Regions from separate parts of the Homo sapiens genome. Here region 2 is linked to region 1. A link is a contact called in ENCODE Hi-C data. All regions are on one chromosome and are shown on one strand. The core of a region is the stretch at or near the end of the contact, and the rest is flanking DNA. Distances in the headings are between cores, read along the strand shown. Region 1 holds the start of LCE3A (late cornified envelope 3A). Region 2 holds the start of LCE2B (late cornified envelope 2B).

Region 1 (5,157 bases), core at 1,291-3,790:
CAGTGCGAAGAGATCTATGTTTCCTTTACGCTCTTCTCATTCACAACACCCAGTGTGGCATTTCAAAAGTGCCCATTCACATCCTTTGCAATTGTCTCTTTTTATTATTATATCCTCTGAGGGAAGGAAGTAGGAGTACTTAAGGATATAAGGGCAAAGTTACTTCCAGCATAGCTCTGACACTAAAACTTAACAAAGCCTTGAGGACCCCATTCAGCATGTTCCTAAAAACATGCTTCTGGCACACCTGTCCTAGCCTTTCACCAGCTTTCCACCAGGAATTCCCACTCTTCCATTCATAATTCTGCAGAACTATTTTTTTTTTTTGAGACAGTCTTGCTCTGTCACCCAAGCTGGAGTGCAGTTGCGCGATCTCAGCTCATTGCAACCTCTGCCTCCCCAGCTCAAGCGATTCTCCTGCCTCAGCCTCCCGAGTAGCTAGGATTACAGATGCCCACCACCACACCCAGCTAATTTTTGTATTTTTAGTAGAGACGGGGTTTTGCCGTGTTGAACAGGCTGGTCTTGAACTCCTGACCTCATAGAACTCTTAAAAGAATGCATGGTATTGCAGTTTGTTCAAAGTGGAGTGATAGGCAAAGGGGAAGAAGGAACTAATATCCTCTAGCAGTGTATTTTGTACCAAAGAACAAGCATCTTCAGGCTTTCATATACTCTGATCAAAATAACATTTTGCTTAAAATTACAATATAATTTAAATTCATGATTATTAGAAACTTAATATTGTCTCAATTGTGATTATTTTCCTTGGAAGAATATATAGTATAATAAAGATTATTTTAAAATTCATTACAGTGGTTTTTATTTAGAGGCTATGGCATATTGTATTGTATTATTAGAGATGAATTCACTGATAAATTTATCACTGATATAACTAAAACCAAATAGTAAATAATATTCCATTTTTATGAATTCATCATATACAAACTTCAAGCATTATCACAGGTATTCATTAAGTGAAATGCATACAACCCCATCAACCTCATCATTATCAACAAATTCAAAGAAATTTTAATGAATTACTAACATAATATATAGGATTAAATTCAGCCTTGCACATTTCACAGACAGCCAAAAACGGATGCCCCTTTTTTCCCATTAAGTGTGATTTCTGTTGATCCCACAGATGGAGGTCACATTTTTATACCATCTGCACCTCCCTCCACTCTACCCCTCTGCCCCCACAGTGCCCAATGCCACCTTTAAGATGCCATGATATTCCCTGAAGACACTACCTCTCAAGCCATGGCCCCAGCTCCATTCTTCCACCCCTTACTCAACCCAGGTCCAGTGAGCTCAGTGCAGCCAACATCTCAGGACACAGGGGCTGATTCCATCACCTATGTAAAGGAATCCACAAAGCAATGGGGACTGACACCCAAAGGCAGTGACCCCAGCCTGCCATGTTTGTGCACACTTGTGCTGCGTCGCTTAGCACATAGGATGTGATTTAATTGCTCAGTTGTCCATCTGGCCTTCTGAAAAGCTGTGAGCTAGTCAAGGGGAGAAATGTGTTCTGTTTGTCCCCATATTACCAGGCCCCACAAAGGACGTACCCTGGCTTCAGAGCATGTGAGCTGAATGAAGAAAAAAAAGTGGAACAGCAGCCAGAGGGCCTGAACGGTGGATAATTGGACCGTCATCGAGATTTCCTGCTTCCCTTTTGTCATTCCTCAAAATATGCGCCTTAAGAATATGCTGAAAGCCTGGTCCTTGGGAGTGTGTGGTGCTTCCCCTCCCTTTGGGGAGCAAAGGAGGACACATAGTTGGGCTGTGCATCATAATACCCAGGATAAAAGGGCTGAGGCCCTGGGTTCCTCAGTCCACAATCACCTCAGGAAGAACCTTCTCCTGCCTCCACCAAACCAGGTGAGCGTCCAGCTGGCGAGAGGACCTGGGCTGAAAGGGCTGCGCAAACACGTCTGTGCTTCAACAAGGAGAGGGGAGGAGGCAGACACGGTGGAGGCGGCAGAGAGGCTGTGGTGGGTGGCCGGCTGGGACTGGGATGGGAGATGGGCGGGATAGTGAGGAAGACAGACAAGTCTGCGAGCCACTTCAGGGGCTCCGCGATGCTGCGACCTCTGAACCCCCTTTTCCTCATGTGCGCAGAGATGCGTTGCCTCCTCACACCCTGCGCTCACAGGCGTCCAGAGAGACGCCACCCTGGAGGGTCATGGGCGTTGTGTTCACGGGACGCCTGCAGGGGGAGCTGTTCGCATCGGGTCCGGAGGTGTGACAGGCCCCGCAGGGCGTGCGCAGGAGCCCCAGAGGCCCACCCAGGAGTGTCAGCTGCCTCCCAGGCAGGGGAGAGGGCCGGAGGAAGGGGCAGTATCAGGCCGGTTTAACTTCAGATCCGTTTGCATTCCCCTTCCCCAGGTCTTAGCTGGAGGGCAGACTGAGTTTAGGGGAAGGGATCCACAATTAAACCAAAGCATGAGGAGGCCCTGGCCTGAAACCTGCATTGACACGTATTTTGCTTTGCTTTTATTTTGCCCAGGCTCCCTGACCTCCTGCCTAGATGTCCTGCCAGCAGAACCAGCAGCAGTGCCAGCCTCCGCCCAAGTGCCCTGCAAAGAGCCCAGCACAGTGTCTGCCTCCAGCTTCCTCCAGCTGTGCCCCAAGCTCTGGGGGCTGTGGGCCCAGCTCCGAGCGCAGCTGCTGCCTGAGTCACCACAGATGCCGCAGGTCTCACCGTTGCCGTTGCCAGAGCTCCAACTCCTGTGACAGGGGAAGTGGTCAGCAAGGCGGGAGCTCCAGCTGTGGCCACAGTTCTGCGGGCTGCTGCTGACCTGAGCCACGAGATTAAGTAAAAATATTTGAGAAAAGAAAGTGCCAAAATGACTGGAACCAGCCCTAGCCTGGTGCTTCTTTGCTCCTGTCTCCTCTTTCCTACTGAGATGTTCCTTGATGAGTTTCAAGTACTCCCCCAGGGGATTTATCCTGCTGGTCTTAGTGTTTTCCCTCCTTCTTTAATATCCCTGTGCTGTGAAGAATAAAGCTGTGCTTTCTCGTTGCAAGCTCTGTCCAGTGCGTTCCCGTCTTTGCCTTACAGGGGCTGCCCCACATTGGGTACATAGGCCTATCTTAGGAACAGACACAAGTGGGTCATACACCCCTCAACTCACAAAACCCTTTTAGGGGGGTTGTATATTAGTGTGGGAATGAGGTGAGCAGTCTTTCACAAGGTCAAGGACAGAAGCATGAGTTGGAAATAAACACAGAGCTCTGGAAAACAAAGGGAATGAGCTTACTGGGCCCGTTCAGATCCTTCCGAAAACACTTTGGTAGCTCAGCCCTAGATGGCAGAGAAGAAGAGAAGCTCCAGATGGGAGCAGGTCCTTGGTCCTCTGGTTCCTCCAACTCTGATACTCTGTAGTCTTCATGACCCAGGACCACAGCAGCCCCCAGAGCTGTGGCAGCAACTGGAGCCTCCAGAATGCTCTGTTGGGCATGTCAGTGGGATCTGTGGGCCCATGGTGACTCCGGTAGCAGCTTCCTGCAGAGCTGGAACCACAACAGAAATAGACTGGCAGCAAACAACCAAAAGGATACTTGAGGGTTAGGCACTTGGGAGGGGGCTGACAGTGCTGTTAGTTTTTCCTTTCAGGACATCTCAGCTCAGTGATCCCTGGAAGAAATGAAAAAGTAAATCATTGTTTTCTATCTATCTATCTATCTATCTATCTATCTATCTATCTATCTATCTATCTATCTCTATCTACCTATCTGTCTCCCCTTGTCCCTCACCGTCTTTCTCAGACCCTGACCCTATGACCCTAAGCTCACGTTTTTGCTAACCTAAGGGCAGCAGGGAAACAGGGCCTTGGGCAGGGATGAATTGGCTCAGAATGTTTGCTGATCAAGGTATTTTCTCCTCCTACTTTGATTTAGAATCAGAAAAAAAGGAGATGGGACATGGAGAGTGATGATAGTGATGGACTCTACTCCAAGTAACAGCTCTTCAAACTCTAGCCCCTCAGTAGGAAATTCAATAATTATTCAGTAGATGCCCAGATGTTTTCTGATAGAAGGGAACCAGGAAGTCCCTGTAACACCCAAATATCTGGCCTTGATTATCAAGACTGTTGAAAACTAATTGTCTATACTATTTTATTCATTAATTAATTCATTCAAACAACAGGAATTGAGGACACAGTTCAGATATATGTTGACACAAAGGACTCAGAAATGTGTGAAATATGATTCCCATCCTTGAGATGCCGACTGACAAGTCAGCAATCCACTTATGAGCTGGAATGATATGGACTGTTACATAAGTGTGTGGGAAGTCCATGGGACTTATCCTTTGGATGGTAACCCCCTGTTTCCCTGACAAGAGTGAAGTGTCCAGACATTGTCACTAGTATCATTTGTGGGTGTTGGGTGAGGTTTCTGGCCTGCAAAATGACCTTTGATGGTCCTGTGATGGCCTAGCTAAAGTGACTAAGAGGAACTAATGGGACCCAAGAGCCAGGAGTCCCTGGGCAGAAGGTTTCCTGGCAGAGGGAGGAAATGAAGCTGCCCTTTGAGAGAAGTTGGATCTGAAAGGGAAGCAAGCTAAGATAATGGGAGGCAGAATAGTGTGCAGGCCAAGAACATGGGCACTGGAGTCGGACATTCCCATTGCCTCCCCTCTTTTAAATACCAGGAGAAACCTTGAAGAGTCTAGGGGAAAACAAAGCTAAAAAATAAAGGCAAAATGAACCAGAAATGCTGGAATTAAAAGCTGAGCCACCAATTAGCAGTCTAGATCTGTGACATGACAGACTTGCAAATCTAGCAGTCTAGATCTGTGACATGACAGACATTGCTTCAGCATTTACTTGACTGCACTATTGATCCAAGAGATAGGAATGGTTCAGACACAGGGATGCTCATATCACATTGGCCAGAACGCTTTAGGAAAAAGGAGGGATTGAATGATAATTGATGGGAGAAAAAATAAAGTGATGGACAATAGTGGTAATTAAGTTTATTTCACCAGTGTTTCTGCTGAATATAAATGACAGATGTATACTATTTTCCCATTGCATTTAATTTTTTTTAGGTGGAGTCTCACTCTGTCTCCAGGGCTGGAGTGCAGTGGCATGATATCTGCTCACTGCAACCTCCCAGGTTCAAGTGATTCTCCTGCCT
Region 2 (5,297 bases), core at 1-2,500, 63 kb before region 1:
TAACATGAGGTAAAGGAGGAAAACAAAACCTGCAATTGAGGTGCTCCATCAAGTGCAAAGTTCTCCCAGGGAAGCCCCATGAGTCTTTGTGGTCGCTGTCCACCCATGAATGGAATGAGAGGAAATGGAAAGGGTTAAGCATCAGGCTGTAGGAGGTTCTTAAACATTCTGTCCAAAGAGTTCTTCTTAGCCCAGGTCAGCAGCAGCCCCCAGAGCTGTGGCAGCAGCCAGAGCCCCCAGAAGGTTCACTCTCACAGCAGTCGGGGCTCTGGTGCCGGCGCCGGTGGAAGAGACGGGGCCTGTGGTGGCTCAGGCAGCAGCCACCAGCCCCAGAGTTGCAGCAGCCCCCAGAGCTGGGACCACAGCAGCCCCCAGAGATGGGACCACAGCAAGAAGAGACTGCAGGGGAACATGGAGCTGGGCACTGGGGCAGGCATTTAGGGGGACACTTAGGTGGACATTTTGGGGTACACTTGGGAGGACACTTGGGAGGGGGCTGGCACTGCTGCTGGTTTTGCTGGCAAGACATCCTGGCAGAGTTTAGTCAACCTGAAAGATAATAATGAAACTCTTTAAATATTTCAAACCAAGGATCATATTATACCTCTTCTAAAATCAATGCATGTGTAGAAGAAGAATGATATTTAGATCATACAGTCACATCAGTAACCTGAAAGAAACAACTTGAATCTTTCCTCTAAATAAAAGCACATACATTAAAAAACCAACCGAATGAGCTTCGTATTCTTCCTTTCAGGGGAAGCTGAGATTACTCTATCCTCACAAGCCTGAATAGAGTATTCACACTCCATGAAGTACCGATTCCCTTAATACAAGCCCTAAGGACCAGCTGCGTGTTGCAGGACACACCAGGAGGTCCTCTGGAAAAAGATTTTGCAATGAAACCTCCAGATAAAAGAGCCTGGCTTGAAGTATTTGCCAGTTTCCATGGTGTAAATATGCCCAACACAGCAGTTTTGAAGTTACCAACATGAAGTCACTGAACACAGAATTGGAAAAGATGTGCACAGTTAGCTTTCCCCACCTATACGACCTCCGGTAGGCCTCACAGCCTCAACAGATTCGAGGCAGACTGAGTCCCATTCCTCCTCAGTATGGCAGAACACAAGCACACAACTCTTTCTCCAGCCTACCTCCATCCTCCCCATCCCTCTGCCTTGCTCATACCCCTCTGGTATCCCAGGTTGCCACTCACCCTGGTCACACGCAGGAGCACAGACACGTCCCTGGGGAGTCAGAGCAGATGAGGTGCTGAAGCTGGATGTGTCTTTTATAGGGCCCAGGCTTGGCTCTGGAAAGAGGAGGAGGTGGCTTTTGCACAACCAGGCACGTGCTGGGTCATTCCTGACATTCTCCTGCCTCCTAGTCCCTGCAATCCAAAGAGGCCTCAGGAGCTTCCAGGACTCCTCTCTGGGGCTGCGGTCTAGAGAAGCTTTAGCCAGTCAGAGCCTCCACCAGGTGGGAACCCTAATGAGTTAACTTAGGTTACCCAAGGGACCCATGCCTGGACAAGATCCTGTTCCCTGCATCTTTTGTATTCGTGTCCTCTGAGGAAACATCAGTTCTGAGCCACAGCTTTCCCTGACCTTGTGGAAATGTTCCATTATGACTCCCTCCACCCTGAGCAGTTTCTCTTCCATGTCCTGCTGTGGATCCAGCCATCCCAGGGGGCTTCTACAGCCTTGGCTTTTTCTAGGCATCCCTCCCTTGCCTAGGCTCTCAGCCCTTCCTCCTGGCCTCTGTGTTTCTGCTTTTCCTCCAACTCACCATGGCCAGCAGATTCAGTGGATTAAATCTGAGTTGATTCTGTGGTCTAGAGCAAAGAATATGATTGAGAATAAACAATTCCCTCTAAAATCAAAACATTGCCCTTAGTCGGAGGAATTGTATTGAATGTGCTACTGGAATCAGAAAACTTGCATATGATAACTGAGTGATCTCTGGAAATTGCTACAACAATTATCAACAATTGCTAGAGTGTCACTATGATACTCACAATGAGTATCAATTCTCATATGTAATGGCCGTTATAAACCAGGTATACTTATCTCACTGAGCTGTTTTTAATATTAAATGAGAAGTAAGAAAGAGCTTAGTGTGACACTATGTGCTTGATAGACCCTTAATAAATATGTGTTTAAAAGAAAAACTAATGCCATGTATTGGATACTTACCCAGGTCTTATGTGGCATTCATTGTCCATATAGAACCCTTACAAGACAGTTTATTTGAAAACTCCCTTAGGAAGTAGACATCATTTATTGTGGCTTCTGTGGAGAGGGAATTCCTTTCCTATCATGAAGTAGAGGGTCAGAAAGGGGTCTACTTACTCAGAGTTCTGATTCAGGGTTGCACTAGACAGAGTTACCCATTCATTTATTCACTTATTTTAAACAGATATATGGAGGATGAACTTTGAAAACCTTACGCTAAATGGAAGAAGCCAACCACAAAAGACTGCATTTCTTATGATCCTATTTATATGAAATGTGTAGAGTAGGCAAATCTGTAGAACTAGAAAGGGAATGAGGCTTTAGCCAGTTACAGCCTCTCTCAGGCTGGACGCCTGAAGAGCTGACTTAGGGCATCTGAGGAACCAGAGCCTGGACAAGATTCTGTTCCCTGTATCGCCTTTTACTTTTGTGCACATCCTCTGAGGAAATATCAGTGGCTTCCAGGTACTTTAGCAGGCTGGGAGAAATTAGAAAATTACAACAAATGGATATAGGTTTTCTTTGTGGAGTAATGAAAATGTTCTAAAATTTGGTGGTGATTGTCCAACTCTATGAATATATTGAAACCCACTGAATTAACACTTTAAATAAATGAGCTGTATAATAAGTGAATTATGGCTCAATGAAGATGTTGAAATTAGAATTGAAAAAGATAGTTATTCACACCTCTGATTAAAACAGAAACAGACCGTGCCTTGACATTGCCTAATGTTTACTTGGTGGTGGAGGGTGGTTAGGTAGAAAGCATAGTTTCCCATTGTCTGCTTCTACCTGAGGGATTCTATTCACCTATTTACACAGTCCTATTTTCAGACCCGAGTCCTGTTCTCAGAGAGCTTTTACCTCAAGGATAAACTAAGTCCACAGTGTGATTAGAGCAGTGAATTCAAAAGGCATTCTTTGAAAGCCTACAACATTCTTGGAGCATGTATGTCCAAACATAGGGATATAGAGGTGAACAATAAGTAGCCCATGACCTCAAAGACTGTAGAATTTAGTGGCCTTTTTGAAGATGACTGCAGACAAACTGGATACCAAAGAAGATGATGTTTGAGGCCTGAACCTCCTGAGTCACTATTTCCCAATGTGTTTAAAAGATGTTAGTTCATTCCACTGTCTTCATGGTGATATCACCCTCAGCTTCCTCATACTCTTTGACAAAGATATTTGTTACAATGTTGTAAGTGAGGAAATAGGGGAGGCAAGCCTGTGTGTGTGTGTGCATGTGTGCACTGTGTGCATGTATGCACTGTGTGCATGTATGCTGTATTCATATAAAAGTGCAGGTGAAATGAACATGCACATACATGAGCATCTGTATTGAGTGGTTGAATAAGCAATGGAAGGACTAATGGGAACCGACCCTCTGGGAAACCAGAACTGGGAGATAAACAGCTCTTTAACATGCCCACTTTTTCCCTTTATATCTCAAAAAATGGTGGGAATTGGTTCACAAGTCAGTGAAGAAACACCTGACTATAGATATTCTTGCTTCTGTCTCCACAGTCTTCACATCATCATGTGTGATCTCTCTGAGCCAGGAGACCCAGTGGGTCACATTGCCCATGCTCCCTCAGGGACCACCCACATACTTAATTGCCACATGAGTGTTGGCAGGATCAGTGCATCATTTTAGGACCACATGGACGAGCATGTAGGTGTCATGAGAAGAATGCCCTGCGGGTGACTTCAAACATTTCATCTGAAGTTCATGTCATCTGGCAAGTCACTCTCCTGCAGGCTGGTCTCTCCAAGTAGCTCCTTGATTTGTCTCCCTGGGAACTTAAACTCCATATATTCCAGAAAAATACTCCCTACCAAATGTGGGAACTTTATTTTATCTACAGTACAAGAAAAAGCCTTACCATGTCTTTTTATTTGTCTCCCTTTATTTAATAGATTGACCAATCCAAAATTTTCCTGTACCATATCTTTGTAGGCCTTTTGATCTTTTTTGTCAATACTGTCTAGCAGTGTCTAGTGCTAGACATAGTGATAGGGAGGAGCACAGCAGAGGGGTGTTCTGGGCAAAGCAAGAATTGGCCCGTCTAGTATTTACATACATATTTATATGACCTAAAGTGGATCGGTTTTATACTTATCTTAATTCATCAATTCCATGATACAGTCTTCTAATACTTGTTAACAGCCCTTAAATCAGTATATACCATATGATTGGTGGCACGTAATTGTTGAATTTGCAGCATTTTTTTCTTTCCTTGTGGTGCATGAAATAAGGGTGTCCCTTACAATTGATAGCCTCTTAAAGCTCATGAAATACTGTAGGTAGGAAGTGGGTACGTAGATATGAAATGAAATGAGAGACAGAATTGACATTGATTTAGCATTAATTCTGTTTTTAAGCATGTCAGTTCTAACACTTTTAACTTGGGGTTATACGTTTCTTCATAGGTACTAATTCGATACAAATGTATTTTATAAACTGTCTGCCAGCACACCAAGAATAGGTTTAAAAGGGCAAAATTATGCCCGTCCTGGCTCTAATTTATCTGACTTATTATTCAATTCATTCTGAAACTCAGATACCTTTCCAAAAAACCACCAGCAATGCCAATGCCTTCAAAGGGCCCTCCACAGTGCCACTCCAGTGCACAGCCCATGTTCACCTCCGAATCTTCTTGTGTGACCCCTGCATAGGAAGAAGCTGCAGCAATCACCAGTCCCCAGAGCTCCAGCTACTGTGCAGTGGTCAGCAGCCTTGTCCGTGCTGTACTGACTACACTTCTGTGAAACCAAAGTGCGAAGGCCAAGGGCCTCCTCAGCCGCATGCTGCACTCCCTTTCTCCAGTCCTCCTAACATCACAGCTTTGTTGGGCTTACCATGGGGTTACCAGGTAGAAGCTTCTGTTTTCCCAATATTCTCCAAAGGTCTGTCCAGAAATTTGCCTTTATCCTAAGTGAAAATAAAACCATCATGGCATGTTCTTAGTGTGTCCTCGTCACTGTTGACCCTCTTCTGTCTCTTGGGTCATATCTCCAGTGACCTCCATGTATCCTCTCAGTCTCTGTGATGGTTAATTT

What was found. Hi-C counts contacts between places; a loop is a spot of excess contacts on that map.
Region 2: a map of A673 shows a loop between it and region 1 (4-fold over the local background). The contact joins the promoter of LCE2B here to the promoter of LCE3A in region 1. A Hi-C loop is called at or near these places in 1 of 168 maps with a recorded cell type or tissue (A673).

The regions. Positions count from the first base shown.
Region 1 is chr1:152,620,486-152,625,642 of GRCh38, reverse strand. LCE3A (late cornified envelope 3A) reads left to right here and starts at 2,540. Exons shown (of 1, transcript NM_178431.1): 1 at 2,540-2,809. The coding sequence starts at 2,540. The coding sequence ends at 2,809.
Region 2 is chr1:152,682,076-152,687,372 of GRCh38, reverse strand. LCE2B (late cornified envelope 2B) reads right to left here and starts at 1,250. Exons shown (of 2, transcript NM_014357.5): 1 at 1,217-1,250; 2 at 1-549. The coding sequence starts at 529. The coding sequence ends at 197.